Regions from separate parts of the Homo sapiens genome. Here all the other regions are linked to region 1. Evidence: read pairs that join two places in POLR2A ChIA-PET (ENCODE). Cell type or tissue: GM12878. All regions are shown on one strand. Links, peaks and the distances in the headings refer to the core of each region. The heading gives the core; the rest is flanking DNA. Region 1 overlaps CRTC3-AS1 (CRTC3 antisense RNA 1). Region 2 overlaps IQGAP1 (IQ motif containing GTPase activating protein 1). Region 3 overlaps BLM (BLM RecQ like helicase).

Region 1 (7,431 bases), core at 2,289-4,788:
AGCAATTCTGCTGCTTCAGCCTCCTGAGTAGCTGGGATTACAAGTGCACGCCACCATGCTCAGCTAATTTTTGTATTTTTAGTAGACACTGGGTTTCTCCATGTTGGCCAGGCTAGTCTTGAACTCCTGACCTCAAGTCATTCACCCACTTCGGCCTCCCAAAGTGCTGGGCTACATGCGTGAGCCACTGTGGCTGGCCAAAAGAGATTTCTTAATCTACCTTCCTTCTTGTGTACAAAAGGGCCACAAAGCTATTAAAATAAATCATAATTATGTCTGTTCCAAGTCCATTACTTGAACATGACAAATCAGTAAGAGACACTCATTTTCTTCTAGAGAAGTAGGTATCTTCAAGGGCCCTGGGCTCACCACAAGTTCACAAATGCATAGCTTCTTGGACATGTCTGGCCTTAGCTGACAGTAAATACTAAAATATACTTCAGATACAAAACATCTACTACATCTAACTCAAGCTAGCAATGTCAAATGATTACCTTGGTCTTAACATCTAAAAGGCTTTTTCTTCCCTTAAATGAGTCCTAGCATTAGGTATCCCTGATTACAGTAAGCAGTTCACTCTTCCATTAAAAAAAACAACCTTCATTATACAAACACAGACTAATGGAGACAACGCCCTAGTGCCTGTGATCATTCTTCTTACGCTGGAAAATACCTGCTTTGCCTCCAGCCTGTGTTCTGTGGCCAGGACAGCTGTCTTGGTAGAGGCTTCTTGTGTTTTCATCCTGGTGTCCCTCTTTATGGGGCTGCTCCACCTCAGCACTCCTTCTAAAAACCAAAATGCAATTCCTATCAACTGTCGAATATGTAAATATTACATTTTACTCATCTCTGCTGGTCATATTACCCTTATGCTTTGCCTCCCAGTAAACCCAGCATCTTTTTTTTTTTTTTTTTTTTTTTTTTTTTTTTTTGGAGATAGGGTCCTGCTCTGTCACCCAGGCTGGAGTGCAGTGACGCAGTCACAGCTCACTGCAGCGTCAACCTCCCAGGCTCAAGCTTTCCTCCCACTTCGGCCTCCTGAGTAGTTGGAACTAGAGGTGCACTTCACCATCCTGGTAATTTTTTTTTTTTTGAGACAGAGTCTCCCTCTGTTGCCCAGGCTGGGGTGCAGTGGCGCGATGTCAGCTCACTGCAACCTGTGCTTCCCAGATTCAAGCAATTCTCCTTCCTCAGCCTCCTGAACAGCTGGGATTACAGGTGCCTGCCACCACGCCCGGCTAATTTTGTATTTTTAGTAGAGACGGGGTTTTGCCATGTTGGCCAGGCTGGTCTTAAGCTCCTGACCTCAAGTGATCCACCCACCTCCAAAAGTGCTGGGATTACAGGTGTGAGCCATCATGCCTGCTTGTATTTTTTTTTTTTTTTTTTTGAGACGGAGTTTCGCTCTGTGGCCCAGGCTGGAGTGCAATGGCACGATCTCGGCTCACTGCAAGCTCGGCCTCCCGGGTTCACGCCATTCTCCTGCCTCAGCCTCCCGAGTAGCTGGGACTACAGGCGCCCGCCACCACGCCCGGCTAATTTTTTGTATTTTTAGTAGAGATGGGGTTTCACCATGTTAGCCAGGATGTTCTCGATCTCCTGACCTCATGATCCACCCACCTCGGCCTTCCAAAGTGCTGGGATTACAGGTGTGAGCCACGGCGCCTGGCTGCCTGCTTGTATTTTTTTGTAGAGATGGAGTCTATGTTGCCCAGGCTGGTCTCTGAACTCCTGGCCTCAAGCAATCCTACCACCTCAGCCTCCCAAAGTGTTGGGACTACAGACACGAGCCTCTGTGCCCAGCCTCCAACATCTTTATTCTACCTCCAGTCTACTAAAAACCTCACAATTGTCTTGCAGTCTTTTTCATACACCTTTGCCTTCACAAAGCCTTTCTTCCCTCTTTTCCGTTAGCAGAATCTTGGTTTTTGTAGGCACATCTATGCTCCCCTCCGCCAACCAACACCTTCCCCAGCTCAGGGGCAAATCTTGATTAGCTGGGTACCTTTTCCCTGGATGAGGATTGGCCCAGCATGGACATGTGATACAGTTCTGGCCCATGAGACAGATTTCATGGGGAGGCTTCCAAGAAGTTTCCTCATTCTTTAAAAGAGACCCCCAGGAAGACTCATTCTCTTTTGCTAATCCTTGCTGAGGCTGACTGTGGCATCTGGAGCTGCAGCAGCCTTCTTGTGATCAGGATGGAATGAAGAGAAAGACAGAAAGACTGAGGGCCCTTCACAACGTCAGCAAATCCACCAACCATGGGGCTTAGCTGCCCTACTTCAGGAAATGTTGTTTAATGAAATAATAAAATGCCCTAACTTTTTTTTTTTTTTTTTTTGAGATGGAGTCTCACTCTGTCGCCCAGGCTGGAGTGCAGTGGCGTGATCTCAGCTCACTGCAAGCTCCACCTCCCAGGTTCACGCCATTCTCCTGCCTCAGCCTCCTGAGTAGCTGGAACTACCAGCGCCTGCCACCACACCTGGCTAATTTTTTGTATTTTTAGTAGAGACGGGGTTTCTCTGTGTTAGCCAGGATGGTCTCGATCTCTTTACCTCATGATCCACCCGCCTCGGCCTTCCAAAGTGCTGGGATTACAGGCGTGAGCCACTGCACCCGGACTAACTTTTTTTTTTTTTTTTCAGAAACAGTGTCTCACTCTGTTGCCCAGGATAGAGTACAGTGGCCGCATCATGGCTTGCTCCAGCCTCAACTCCTGGGCTCAAGGGGGAGCCCGACTAATTTTGTATGTTTTGTTGTGTTTTGTTTTGTTTTGAGACAGGGTCTCACTCTGTCACCCAGGCTGGAGCTCACTGCAGCCTCCACCTCCCCAGGCTCATGTGATCCTCACACGTCAGCTTCCAGAGTAGCTGGAACCACACGTATGTGTTGCCTGGCTAATTTTTGATTTTTTTTTTCTTTTTAAGTTTTGTATTTTTTGTAGAGATGGGGTTTCACCGTGTTGCCCAGGCAGGTCTCAAAATGCTAGACTCAAGTGATCCTCCTTCCTTGGCCTCTTTAAAGTGTTGGGATTACAGACTTGATAGCCACCATGCGAGGCTTTTTTTTTTTTTTTTTTTTTGAGATGGTGTTGTGCTCTGTCACCCAGCCTGGAGTGCAGTGGTGCCATCATAGCTTACTGCAGCCTCAACCTCCGGGTCTCAAACCATCCTCCCACCTCAGCCTCCCGAAGCTCTGGGATGACAGTCATGAGCCACCATGCCCAGCCAAAATGCCCTAACTTTTTAAAGCCAAATTGAAGTTGGATGTACTAGATCTTTTTCTGATTGGTCCTTCAGACTCATTTCTCTCTGTCAATCAGGAGGCTGGGTTTGGCCTGTGACATGTATCAACAGATCAAAGGGTGGGAGTACAGAGCCAGGTCCTGGTTCACTGGTGGCTGCATCCTTTGCCCAAGGTCATAACCCCTGTCAGGTGGCTTTTGTGCTGTAGCTATACATCAGATTTCAAGAACCTCTCCTTCCTTTTGCCCTCTCAACTAAAAAGTGTGGTGGTGGTTTCCTTCTGTTGCTAGTTTCATTCTTTGTGGTTCCCTGAACCCTACCTATACTTTAGTAAGTAATTGCTTCATTAGCATCTCTTAAATATCCTCTTTTGGCTGGGCGCAGTGGCTCACACCTGTAATCCCAGCACTTTGGGAGGCCGAGGCAGGCGGATCACGAGGTCAGGAGATCAAGACCATCCTGGCTAACACGGTGAAATCCTGTCTCTACTAAAAATACAAAAAATTTTTGTAGTCCCAGCTACTCGGGAGGCTGAGGCAGGAGAATTGGCGTGAACCCGGGAGGCAGAGGTTGCAGTGAGCCGAGATTGCGCCACTGCACTCCAGCCTGGGTGGCAGAGCGAGACTCCGTCTCATAAAAAAAAAAAAAAAAAAAATTCTCTCTTGCGTTTGCCAACTCTTTTCCGCCAGGACCCTGACTAATACTTGGGTTTGCAACTGTTGCAATTACTGCCCACCTGAATGAACCCTTACTATCCTTAAAGACATTTTACTATCATCTTTCATGTAGATGAGTCTGTTCATTGGTTTTAGAGCATGAAGTGGTGTAATGTGCCCATTTTGATTTTTGTCTGACGTTCTGATAGGTGATTAATTGATTGTTTTTATCAAAACGTCTACTCTCCTAATAAATCTGTCAATTTTTTTTATTCCACCTATAACTTTTGTTTTTTATTTTTATTTTTTTGAGACGGAGTCTAGCTCTATCGCCTAGGCTGGAGTGCAGTGGTGCGATCTTGGCTCACTGCAACCTCTGCCTCCAGGGTCCAAGCAATTCTCCTGCCTCAGCCTCCTGAGTAGCTGGGATTACAGGCATGCGCCATGACACCTGGCTAATTTTTGTATTTTTAGTAGCGACGGGGTTTCGCAGTGTTGGCCAGGCTGGTCTCGAACTCCTGACCTTAAGTGATCTGCCTTCCTTGGCCTCCCAAAGTGCTGGGATTACAGGCGTGAACCACTGCTCCTGGCCCATCTATAACTTTTGGGTTGTTCACATTTATGGGAAAACAATGAGGAGAAATAAATTTCCAAATGTTTTTAGATTAATGACTTTTACATGCCTTCCAAGTATCTTCTAAAGAAGTGTTATGAGATGTTCCAGCCGGGCACGGTGGCTTACGCCTGTAATCCCAGTACTTTTGGAGGTGGGCAGGTCACCTGAGGTCAGGAGTTAGAGACCAGTCTGGGCAACATGGTGAAACCCTGTCTCTACTAAAAATACAAAAATTAGCCAGGCATGGTGGCGCATGCCTATAATCCCAGCTACTCAGATAGCTGAAGCAGGAGAGTTGCTTGAACCTGGGAGGTGGAGGTTGCAGTTAGTCGGTGATGACTGTTGAGATGTAACACCAGCAGCATGATCCGTGACAGAATTAATAAGGTGGACTTTATTAAAATTAAAATTTTCTGCTTTACAAAAGACACTCTTAAGAGAACAAAAAGACAAGACAGACTAGAAGAAAATGTTTGCAAAAGATATATCTGATAATGGACCATTATCCAAAATATACAAAGAATTCTCAAAACTTAACAATAAGAAAACAAACAACCTGATTAAAAAATGAGTCAAAGGCCTGGCATGGTGGCTCGTACCTATAATCCTAACACTTTGGGAGGCTGAGGCAGTAAGATTGCCTGAACCCAGAAATTCAATACCAGCCTGGGCAATATAGTGAGACCTCGTCTCTACAAAAAATATAAAAATTAGCTGGGTGTCGTGGTGCAGGCCTGTTGTCCCACCTACTTGCTAGGCTGAAATGGGAGGATGGCTTGAGCCCAGGAGGCGGAGGTTGCAGTGAGCCATGATTGTGCCACTGCACTCCAGTCTGGGCAATAGAGCAAGACTCTGTCTCAAAAAACAAAAGCAAACCCAAAAATATGCCAAAGACCTTAACAGACACCTTACCAAAGCAGATAAACAGATGGCAAATAAGCATATGAAAAGATGCTCCACATTTCCCTTTCATCAGGGAAAAGCAAAATAAAACAACAATAAGATGTCATTGCATACCTATTAGAATGGCCAAAGTCCAGAACACTTACAACATCAAATGCTGGCAAGCATGTGGAGCAACAGGAACTCTCATTGCTGATGGGAATGCAGAATGGCATAGCCACTTTGGAAGACAGTATGGTAGTTTCTTACAAAACTAAACCTACTCTTGCCATATGATCCAATGTTGGCTTTGAAAACTTATGTCCATACAAAACCCTGCACAGGTATTTATAGCAGCTTTATTCATAACTGCCAAAACTTGGAAGTAACTAAAATGTCCTTCAGTAGGTGAATGGATAAATTGTGATACATTCAAACAATGGAATATTATCCAGCATTAAAAAGAAATGAGCTACCAAGCCGTAAAGAGACATGAGGAAAACTTAATTCCATAATGCTAAGTGAAAGAAGCCAGTCTGAAAAGGCTACACACTGTATTATTCCAACAATATGGCATTCTGGAAAAGACAAAACTGTGGAGATGGTAAAAAGATCAGTGGTTGCCAGGGGCTGAGGGCAGGAAGGGATGAATAGGCAGAGAATAGAGGAGTTTTAGGGCAGTGAAAATACTCTGTATGATACTATAATGGTGGACACATGTCCTATATATTTTTCCATTTGTCCATAGATTGTACAACAACAAGAATGAACCTTAATATAAACTATACACTTTGAGTGATGATGTGTCAATGTAGGTTCATCAGTTGTAATAAATGTAGCACTCTGGTGGGGGATGTTGTTAATGGGGGGGATTGTGCATGTGTTGGGGGGGCATATGAGATATCTCAGTGCCTTCCTCTTAATTTTGCTATGAACCTAAAACTGCTCTCAAAAAAATAAAGTCTGGCCGGGTACAGTGGCTCACACCTGTAATCTCAGCACTTTGGGAAGCCAAGGCAGGTGGATCACCTGAGGTCAGGAGTTCGAGATCAGCCTGGCTGACATGATGAAACCCTGTCTCTACTAAAATTACAAAAATTAGCTGGGTGTGGTGGCGCGCGCCTGTTATCCCAGGTACTCGGAAGGCTGAGGCAGGAGAATCGCTTGAACCCAGGAGGCGGAGCTTGCAGTGAGCCGAGATTGCACCACTGCACTCCAGCCTGGGTGACAGAGTGAGACTCTATCTCAAAAAAAATAATAAAATAAAATAAAGTCTTTAAAAAAATAATCTTTGGCTACTTCAGCCATTTTCTCCCTTCTCAGGCCATGGCTTTGGTTTCATCCTCAACCTCCAACTAGGTTCCTCTGACAACTTTTTTTTTTTTTTTAACATTTCTCTGCTCCAAAACCAGACCCCAAATTCAGGGAGGAAATTATGTAGAGGCTGATGGTCTTACACCCAGATCACCTGTGGTTTTCCCCAAATGGCCACTTGATGGCACTCAAGAATCTTCTTCTTGTTCACATGATTCCTGGAATGGCTCATGTGAAATAAAGGGGGTATGATGAATGAAGGACTTTTGATAAAAGTCATTAGATGCTATGGATATGTTCCAGTGTGTTCCATTGTAGACCACAGTACTATCATGTCTGCCTTTTTTTTTTTTTTTTTGGTAGAGATGGGGGTCTCACTATGTTGCCCTGGCTGGTCTTGAACTCTTGGGCTCAAGCAGTCCTTTTGCCTCAGCCTCCCAAAGTGTTGGGATTATAGGTATGAGCCACTGCACCTGGCCTGTCTCTGCCATTTTTTGACAGATAATGGAACGGCATGATTCACAACAGTATTATTCTGTTAATTTCATCCAGATGAAAAAATACTGATCACATAAATAGAAATATATGTTTAGAGATGTGTAGAACTATCACCATATACAAAATATACTACACTGTCATCATCAAAGAGTTGTTAAAAGTTTTCCTACTCAAATTTGAAATATCTGCCAGGCATGGTGGCTCACACCTGTAATTC
Region 2 (7,431 bases), core at 2,716-5,215, 280 kb after region 1:
TCTTTTTAAAATGAAGTAAACACACAGGGAAAACTACGGATAAAGAGCACAGTAGATACTTTTGCCTTGAATCAGAGCCAGTTACCAGAGGTATTTAGGTTTTCCTCTTTTCTGAGATTTCTAGACAAAAATAAAAGGAGAGCCCATGGTAACATCTCCCAGCATTCTTTATATTTCCTTTCCCTAGTCCAACTGCTATAAAACAGTCCTGACTTAGATGTTTCCTATAGCTGGGTAGAATGCTCTTTATATAACACAGGTGTCAGGTCAGAGAAGAAAGGCCAACTGTGATTTGGTGAAAGTTATTAAACAGAAAGAATGAGCTAGAATAAACAGGGAGGCAAAATACATTGTTTCTAAACAACTGCTCAAACCTGAAGCTGCCTTCCAAGTCACCTCACCACATATGTGGCTTGCCCACCAATCTGAGCTATTTCACAATGGAGTATCACCTGGTTTGTTTATAAAATAAATCAGGACTAGGTAGGATGCAGTGGCTCACACCTGTAATCCCAGCACTTTGGGAGGCCAAGGCAGGCCGAACACTTGAGGTCAGGAGTTCCAGACCAGCCTGGACAACATGGCGAAACCCCATCTCTACTAAAAATACAAAAATTTGCCAGTGTGGTGGTGTGCACCTATAGTCTCAGATACTTGGGAGGCTAAGACAGGAGGATCACTTTAACCTGGGAGGTAGAAGCTGCAGTGAGTTGAGATGGTGGCACTGCACTCTAACTGGGGTGACAAAGTGAAACCCTGTCACAAACGAACAAATCAGGACCAAACTGCTTTGAAAAGTAAAGTGCCATGTTAACATTTTTAATGTTAGCAGAAGTTTGGATTCTACTCGAATTCCAAGATGACACAACAAACACTTCTTTCAGTCTTTCTCTACAGCTCACATGAGATTTCCCCTTCTTCTACTAAATCACAGAATCAGAAAACCTGAGAGCCAGGAAGCAAATGCACTTCTAGGGAAAATCCCTTTGTTTGTTTTTAATATAATATATATCTAAAAATGGCCAGGCACAGTAGCTCACGCCTGTAATCCCAGCACTTTGGGAGGCCAAGGCAGGAGGATTGCTTGAGCCCAAGAGTTCAGGACCAGCCTGGCAACACAGCCAGACCCTGTCTCTACAAAAAATTTAAAAATTAGCCAGGCGTGGTGGCACATGCCTGTAGTCCTAGCTACTTGAGAGGCTGCAGCAGGAGGACCGTTTGAGCCCAGGAGGTCAAGGCTGCAGTGAGTTATGATCGTGCCACCATACTCCAACCTGGGCAACAGAGCAAAACTCTGTCTCAAAAATTATATATACAAACTCTGTCTCAAAAATTATATATATATATATATATACATATATATATATACATATACATATATATATATACATATATATATATATATGAATGAGACAATTATTAAACATTTCTGAAATGTTTATATTTTCCATGTTATTATATAGTTTCTGAAGACTTTAAGTTTACATAAAAATTTAACCAAGTCCTTAATAAGTCACCTATCTTAGACATTTATGTCATTTCTAAATGTTTTCAACCATTAAATAATAGTGCAAGGAATATCTTTGTGCACGGTGTTCTTCTTTATTTAGAATTAATTCCTTAGTAAAGGTCCTTAGAAGTACAACTCCAAAATTAAAAATATAAACATTGAAAAAGAATCTAACTGGCCACAAGCCTGCTCAGAGGCTAATAATCTATTTGCACTTCCTCCCATTTACAAATAAGAATGAGGCTGATCCAAGGTCATCCAATAGCTAGTGGCAAAGATGGAATAACAAGACTGATTGCTAGGTTTAGAATCCTCCTCACAGTATCACTCTTGCTCTCACTATATCACCTGAAAAGCCAAAAGGGGTTGAGCTCCACAGGCTGTCTAAAAAGGGAAAAATCGCAGAAATACCAAGAAGGAAAAAGGCTGGTATCTCTCCACATTCTGCCTACTTTTTAATAATTAAAGGTATTTTAGCTTAACTAAATCCACCAGTGATTCTCAACTTAGACACAAAACCTTTCTTATAAAACTTAAATATTTAGAACCGGTGCAGTGGTTCACGCCTGTAATCCCAGCACTTTGGGAGGCCAACGCGGGTGGATCACTTGAGGTCAGGAATTGGAGAAAAACCTGGCCAACAGGGTGAGACCCCGTCTCTACAAAAAATACAAAAATTAGCCAAGTGTGGTGGAGTATGCCTGCAATCCCAGCCACTACTTGGAAAACTGAGGCATGAGCTGAGATTGCATCACTGCACTCCAGCCTGGGCAACAGCAGAGCAAGTCTCTGTCTTAAAAGACAAACAAACAAACCTGGCTGAATTCATTCTCCTACTGAATACTGTGTTCCAAGTATGGTCTGACCAGCCTGAAATGGAACAGGACTATCACCTTCTTCATTATGACACTCCATAACCACAAAGCCTCAGCTTAAATTATTTTATTACACTTTTTCAATCAACAGAGACTCCTTTTTTCCCCAAATATAGAGCTGCTAAACCATATCTCTAGCTTTTTTTTTTTTTTTGAAACGGAGTCTCGCTCTGTTGCCCAGGCTGAAGTGCAGTGGCATGATGTCAGCTCACTGCAACCTCCGTCTCCCAAGTTCAAGCAATTCTCCTGCCTCAGCCTCCCAAGTGGCTGGGATTACAGGCTTGTGCCACCACAACCGGCTAATTTTTATATTTTTAGTAGAGATGGGGTTTCACCATGTTGGCCAGGTTGGTCCTGAACTCCTGACCTCAGGTGATCCACCAGCCTCGGCCTCCCAAAGTGCTGGGATTATAGGCATGAGCCACCACGCCCAGCCTCTAGCTTTTTTATAAATTTAGCTTTATGAAGACTTTATTAAAAAAAATTTTTCTTTGAGATGGAGTCTCGCTTTGTCGCCCAGGCTAGAGTGCAATGGCACGATCTCAGCTCATTGCAACCTCTGGCTTCCGGGTTCAAGCAATTCTCCCGTCTCCTCTGGGTAGCTGGGATCAGCACACCCGGCTAGTTTTTGTACATCTTAGTAGAGACGGGGTTTCGCCATGTTGGCCGGGCTGGCCTTGAACTCCTGACCTCAAGTGATCCGCCCACCTTGGCCTCCCAAAGTGCTGGGATTATAGGCGTGAGCCACTGTGCCCGGCCTATAAAGACATTTAAAAATAAAACTATGGCTGAGGTGGGAGGGTTGCCTGAGTCTGAGAGTTTGAGGATGCAGTGAGCAGTGATCATACCACTGCATTCCCAGCCTGGGCGACAGTGAAACTCTTGTCTCAAAATCAATCAATCTATGCACAAAAGAAAAATCACTGGCCAACACAACTTTTCACCAATTCTCATATTTAACCCTGTCCTAGCAATAATCATAGAATCTCAAGGATGGAAGGCTCATTAAAGATCTTTCAGCCCATCTCAATTCCTCCACTCCCCTCACATGTTCTACTCCATCCCCAATTTGATGTTCCCAAAACATCTCAGCCAAATCAGGAAGCAGGCTGAGCCTGAATACTGACAGAGAATCAAACATTCAAGGTAACCTAGTTCATTTCTGGACTCCAGTAGTCAGAAGGTTTTTGCTAAGCCGGCATCAATTCTCTACTGGCACCCTAAGCTGCCTCCTGGAGCAAGAGAACGTAAAAATAAAAGCATAATGTGAGTAGCACTGGCCATGGACTTGGAAAGATCTGGTTCCATGTCCTGTCTCTCGCACTTACCGAGAAAGACAGCAAGCCACTTGACCAGTTCTTTCATTTGTTAAAAAAGGCTAACAGGATCTTCCAAGGTTTGTCATTGAGGATTAAATAAGATTGCAAGTGAAATAGAGCTAGCACAGTGCTTGGCTGGGTATTGAAAAAAATATTTGTGCCTTTCCTCCTATCCCCTCATGATGAGTCACATGCTGACAATTCCATAAGTAAAATGATTCCAGCTCCTTCAAGCACTAGTCATAAAAACAGAATAATAATAGCACCTACCCACAGAATGTTTATGAGGATTAAAGAGATGATAGTACATATAAAATACTAAGAACAGTGCCTGGCACAGAGTAAGTACTCAAAACGTTACCAGGTATTATATTAGCAGTGTTAGACATCATCTCTGCCCCCTCACGTCTTTTGCTCATCTCTGAACTTTCTCCAACTGAACACTGTGTTCCAGGTATGGTCTGACCAGCCTGAAATGGAACAGGAGTATCATCTTTTTCATTCTGACACTGCATAACCACAAAGCCTCAGAATAAATTATTTTATTATGCTTTTTCAATCAACAGAGACTCGTTTTTCCCCGAATATAGAGCTGCTAAACTTTATAATTCCATATTTAAATCATTATTTGCACTAATCTCCACAACATACCTTCATGATAGACTCGACCAAAACCACAAGTAGAGTTCAGTAACAAAACTCTTATATTTTTTATGTTTTTCACAAGAGATGTAACAAGCAGACAACAGGGTTCTTAATCTCTCCTCTCACATGGGATATTAAATATAAATATTCAATATTTTCTCTTCAAGTTTAACCCCAGAACTGCTTTAGCAAATCTCACTCAAATGCAAAATTTTTAAAAAGGTGATGTCAGATCTGAAACACAAGTACTAAACAGGAAAGAAGTAACATAGAATGACTCATTTTCAATATAAATGACACTTAAAAAATAATCTTCACACCATGTGGCAGACATGAAGCCAAATACTTTACATGCATTATTATCTCAATCTTTGCAACAACCTCTGAAGTATTATTGTAATTATTTTACAGATAAACTGTGGGTTCCAAAAAGTATATTCCAAGATTATCTGGCAAGTAAACTCTCACTTGAACCCAAGTTGGTGTGATTCTGAAGCCCATACTCTGGCTTTTTTTTTTTTTTTTCTTTTTTGAGACAGAGTCTATGTAGTGGTGTGATCATGGCTCACTGCAGCCTTGACTTTCAGGGTTCAAGCGATCCTCTGGATCCTCCTACCTAGCCTCTCAAGAAGCTGGGGTCACAAGCATGTGCCACAACACCCGGCTAATTTTTGCCTTTTTTTGTAGAGAAAGGGTTTCACCATGTTACCCAGGGTGGTCCAAACTCCTGGGCTCAAGCCATCCACCTGCCTTACCCTCCCAAAGTGCTGGGATTACAGGCGTGAGCCACGAACCAGTATGAAGCTGATACTCTTAATTGCTACAGGATACTTCCTCCTTCAACAATAACAACAGTTACGACCTACTGAACATTCCCTTACAAATGCTCAAGTTCTGAAATTGGGCTTCCTGAAGTATCCCACACCACAATATATAACCTCATTAACAACCCTTACTTCTATCAAGCACTAAGGGAGAGGCCTAGTATTACACATTGGTGAAGCTGATACAATTAGTACAAAAATGAATGCTTATACAAAAGGCTATCTTTAATTACAGTCTTTTAATTTTTTTTTTGAGACAGTGTCTCGCTCTGCCACCCAGTCTGGAGTTCAGTGGCCCAATCACACGGCTCACTGTGGCCTCAACCTCCTGGGATCAGTGATGCTCCCACCTCAGCCTCCTGAGTAGCTGGGACCACAGGTGTGTACCACCACACGAGGCTAATTTTTAAAATTATTTGTAGAGACAGCAACTCCCTATGTTACTCAGGCTGGTCTCCAACTCCTGGGCTCAAGGGATCCTTCCACCTCAGCCTCCCAAAGTGCAAGGATTATAGGCTTGAGCCACTCTGCTCAGCCTACATAGTAATTCTTATACCTTTTCATATTTATTCTATTTTTTAAAGTTTTTTTCCTAAGTATTTTAAGTCAATTCCTCAAAAAAAAAAAGGTGTCTATTCTGACACCCACGTATTCATTCAGGAAACATTTCGAACTGACTACTGTGTGGAACACTTATCAGTGGTATAACGTTGTGCTGAATACCAGTCAGCACCTTCAAGGGAATTACTCTCTGGTAACAGTTATGCTTTAACAGCTAGCTACAATAGGAGATGATATCTGAACTAGGCTTTGCTCAAATAAATTCTATTTCCAATAGTGAAAAATGGGAAAAGGAGACATGTAACATAAAGGAACAGCATAAAAATACTTAGGAATCCAACTTACAAGGGATGTGAAGGACCTCTTCAAGGAGAACTACAAACCACTGCTCAATGAAATAAAAGAGGATACAAACAAATGGAAGAACATTCCATGCTCATGGATAGGAAGAATCAATATCGTGAAAATGGCCATACTGAGCAAGGTAATTTATAGATTTAATGCCATCCCCATCAAGCTACCAATGACTTTCTTCACAGAATTGGAAAAAACTACTTTAAAGTTCATATGGAACCCAAAAAGAGCCCGCATTGCCAAGACAATCCTAAGCCAAAAGAACAAAGCTGGAAGCATCATGCTACCTGACTTCAAACTATACTACAAGGCTACAATAACCAAAACAGCATGGTATGGTACTGGTACCAAAACAGAGATATAGACCAATGGAACAGAACAGAGCCCTCAGAAATAATACCACATATCCACAACCATCTGATCTTTGACAAACCTGACCAAAACAAGAAATGGGGAAACGATTCCCTATTTAATAAATGGTGCTGGGAAAACTGGCTAGCCATATGTAGAAAGCTGAAACTGGATCCCTTCCTTACACGTTATACAAAAATTAATTCGAGATGGATTAAAGACTTAAATGTTAGACCTAAAACCATAAAAACCCTAGAAGAAAACCTAGGCAATACCATTCAGGACATAGACATGGGCAAGGACTTCATGTCTGAAACACCAAAAGCAATGGCAACAAAAGCCAAAATTGACAAATGGGATCTAATTAAACGAAAGAGCTTCTGCACAGCAAAAGAAACTACCATCAGAGTGAACAGGCAACCTACAGAATGGGAGAAAATTTTTGCAATATACTTATCTGACAAAGGGCTAATATCCAGAATCTACAAAGAACTCAAACAAATTTAAAAGAAACAAACAACCCCATCACAAAGTAGGGGAAGGATATGAACAGACACTTTGCAAAAGAAGACATTTATGCAGCCAACAGACACATGAAAAAATGGTCATCACTGGCCATCAGAGAAATGCAAATCAAAACCACAACGAGATACCATCTCACACCAGTTAGAATAGTGATCATTAAAAAGTTAAGAAACAGGCTGGGCACAGCGGCTCACGTCTGTAATCCCAGCACTTTGGGAGGCCAAGGCAGGTGGATCATGAGGTCAGGAGATCGAGACCATCCTGGCTAACACGGAGAACTCCCATCTCTACTAAAAATACAAAAAATTAGCTGGGCGTGGTGGCGGGCACCTGTAATCCCAGCTACTCGGGAGGCTGAGGCAGGAGAATGGCGTGAACACGGGAGGTGAAGCCTGCAGTGAGCCAAGATTGTGCCACTGCACTCCAGCCTGGGCAACAGAGCAAGACTCCGTCTCAAAAAAAAAAAA
Region 3 (2,500 bases), core at 1-2,500, 82 kb before region 1:
AATTCCAGCTACTCAGGAGGCTGAGGCAGGAGAATCGCTTGAACCTGAGAGGCGGAGGTTGCAGTGAGCCGACATCACACCACTGCACTCCAGCCTGGGCGAAGAGTGAGACTCTGTCTAAAAAGAAAAAAAAAAAAAAAAAGACATCCTGCTTGTTTCGCCTTTCCCATTTTTCCCTTTTACGATTGCCTCACTTCCTGAAAACAAACAAACCAATCCTACTTTTCATCCATTCTGAATTTTACCACTGTGCACTGTTCCAGGATGTAAAAACCTCCAGGACACCAAACAAAGCAAACTGAAAAATAGTATGAGTGTAGGTGAAATTTTCTTTAATTAAAGCACTAGAAATCCTTGGTAGGAGGGCCTCATATCTTTCGGTGTTTTACTTATTTCTGTTAAGGGTGAAGAATAACTAGGAACAAAGTATTTTGGTCCTTATTAGGATGTTCTGATTTCAGATATACTGAGAATAAGGTGGTGGGAATGAAGATGACCTTCACTTTATGATGTTGTTTCTTTCATCTCTATAATCACAGAATGCATTACCCTGAAAGTCTTTGAGACTACCGTTAAACAATACTTTGATACCACCACTCTTATGACAGCATTTCTTTGCAAAAAACTCCTAGAGTCCTTTTAGTGCTTGAAAAGGCAGAATGTGTAGCAGATTGTGGCAAAAAAGGTAGTAGATTAAAGAATTGTCTAGGAATACAAATGATGAAGAAAATCTTAAAATGCATTTGAGTTGATTTGGGCTTAAGTTGGAAACGGTGCATGAGTCTCTCCACCGATAGGAATGCTATGGTGACTGGGCATAACAATGGCCTTATTGCTTTTTCCCACATTAAAAAAATATATTTATTTTCAGAAAAGTGTTTTATTAATTTAAAAAAATCTTTGGGTCAAAAAGAGAGACAAAAACAAGTGTTGGTGAGGATATGAAAAAATTAGAACCCTCATACATCGCTAGTGAAAATGTAAAATGGCACAGCCACTTTGGAAAACAGTGCGACAGTTCTTTAAAACGTTAAACATAGGCTGGGCACGGTGGCTCATGCCTGTAATTCCAGCACTTTGGGAGGCTGAGTTGGGCGGATCATGAGGTCAGGAGTTCAAGACCAGCCTGGCCAATATGGGGAAACCCCCATCTCTACTAAAAATACGAAAATTAGCTGGGCGTGGTGGCGCACACCTGTAGTCTCAGCTACTCAGGAAGCTGAGGCAGAAGAATCACTTGAACCTGGGAGGTGGAGGTTGCAGTGAGCCAAGATCGCACCACTGCACTCCAGCCTGGGCTACAGAGTGAGACTCCGTCTCAAAAAAAAAAAAAAGAAAGGGTTAAACATAGAGTTTCTATATGACCCAATAATTTCACTCCTGGGCATATACCTAAGAGAAATGAAAACATATGTCCACACAAAAATTTATACATGTATGATTATACCAGCATTATTCATAATAGTAAAAAATAAAAATGGAAACAACCCAATATCAACTGATGAATAAAATGTCGTAGACGTCTACAATGGAATATTATTCACCAATAAACCGTGAAAACATTATGCTAAGTAGACAGTCACAAAAAAGATCACATATTGGATGATTCTATTTACACGAGATACCCAGAGTAGGCAAATCTATACATAGAAAGCAGATTAGTGGTTGCCTAGGGCTGGCAGGATGGGGATGTGAGGGGAAAAGGAGATTGAACTGCAATGGGCATGGGTGTTTTTGGAGGGTGATGAAATGTTCTAAAACTCTGGCAATGGTTGTACAATTCTGAATATACTAAAAACTTTGAATTGTACTTTTTAAATATGGGAATTGTATGGTATGTGGATTATACCGCAACAAAGCTGTTACTAAAAACATCTGGCACATAATCTGAATTTCTTAAAATTTGTAGACACAATTGAAAAAGCTCAGAACTGTTTACCAGTTAATTTAGTCAAACAAATTACTTTTACTAAAAATAATAAAAATGACATGAGATTAGAACATAAAGTTGTAGATCATGAATCCAATTAAAACCAAGACAACTATCTCTACTGCAAAAGGACTGTGGGTAACTAACTGAAAGCAATATTTACACAATTTGTTATAATGAAAAAGTTAATAGACCCTTGGAGTTTATTACATGTAACAAATCTTACTCTGCCTGTTGGAAAATAAGATGTTTGGAATTACCAAATACCTAGTTACAGACAGTTCCCATCAATTGATAAATGGATAAATAAAATGCAAAATACTGATACACTGCAATATTATTCAGCTATAAAAATGAATGAAGTACTTACTGACCAATGCTACAACATGGATGACCCTTGAAAACTACGCTCAGTGAAAGAAGCCGGGCACAAACAAGAGGGAGAAGATGCGGAGCAGCTGCTAATGGGTACCAGGTTTCTCGCTGGGGTGATAAAAATGCTGTAAACTTAGATATTGGGGATGGTTGTACAATTCTGTGAAAATACAGAAAAAAAGCAACCCACTAAAT

The links. Peaks named below come from ENCODE experiments on the same cell type or tissue, not always from the same donor. Only the 100,000 strongest peaks of a DNase experiment are listed, where the experiment ranks them.
Region 2: POLR2A ChIA-PET joins it to region 1 with 5 read pairs; 1 of 35 experiments calls an interaction of 5 or more read pairs at or near these places.
Region 3: POLR2A ChIA-PET joins it to region 1 with 6 read pairs; 3 of 35 experiments call an interaction of 5 or more read pairs at or near these places.

Annotation. Positions count from the first base shown.
Region 1 is chr15:90,693,330-90,700,760 of GRCh38, reverse strand. The region is part of intron 2 of CRTC3-AS1 (CRTC3 antisense RNA 1); the gene reads left to right. Among named protein-coding and RNA genes, the nearest start is that of CRTC3-AS1, 20 kb to the left of the region's middle. In GM12878, for the core only: no CTCF peak of the experiment used is centred there; a DNase peak (open chromatin) is centred at 3,466.
Region 2 is chr15:90,416,584-90,424,014 of GRCh38, reverse strand. The region is part of intron 2 of IQGAP1 (IQ motif containing GTPase activating protein 1); the gene reads right to left. Among named protein-coding and RNA genes, the nearest start is that of IQGAP1, 32 kb to the right of the region's middle. RefSeq lists an enhancer at 4,197-4,246. In GM12878, for the core only: no CTCF peak of the experiment used is centred there; a DNase peak (open chromatin) is centred at 4,124; H3K27ac peaks cover 1,961 bases.
Region 3 is chr15:90,777,724-90,780,223 of GRCh38, reverse strand. The region is part of intron 12 of BLM (BLM RecQ like helicase); the gene reads right to left. Among named protein-coding and RNA genes, the nearest start is that of BLM, 62 kb to the right of the region's middle. In GM12878, for the core only: no CTCF peak of the experiment used is centred there; no DNase peak of the experiment used is centred there.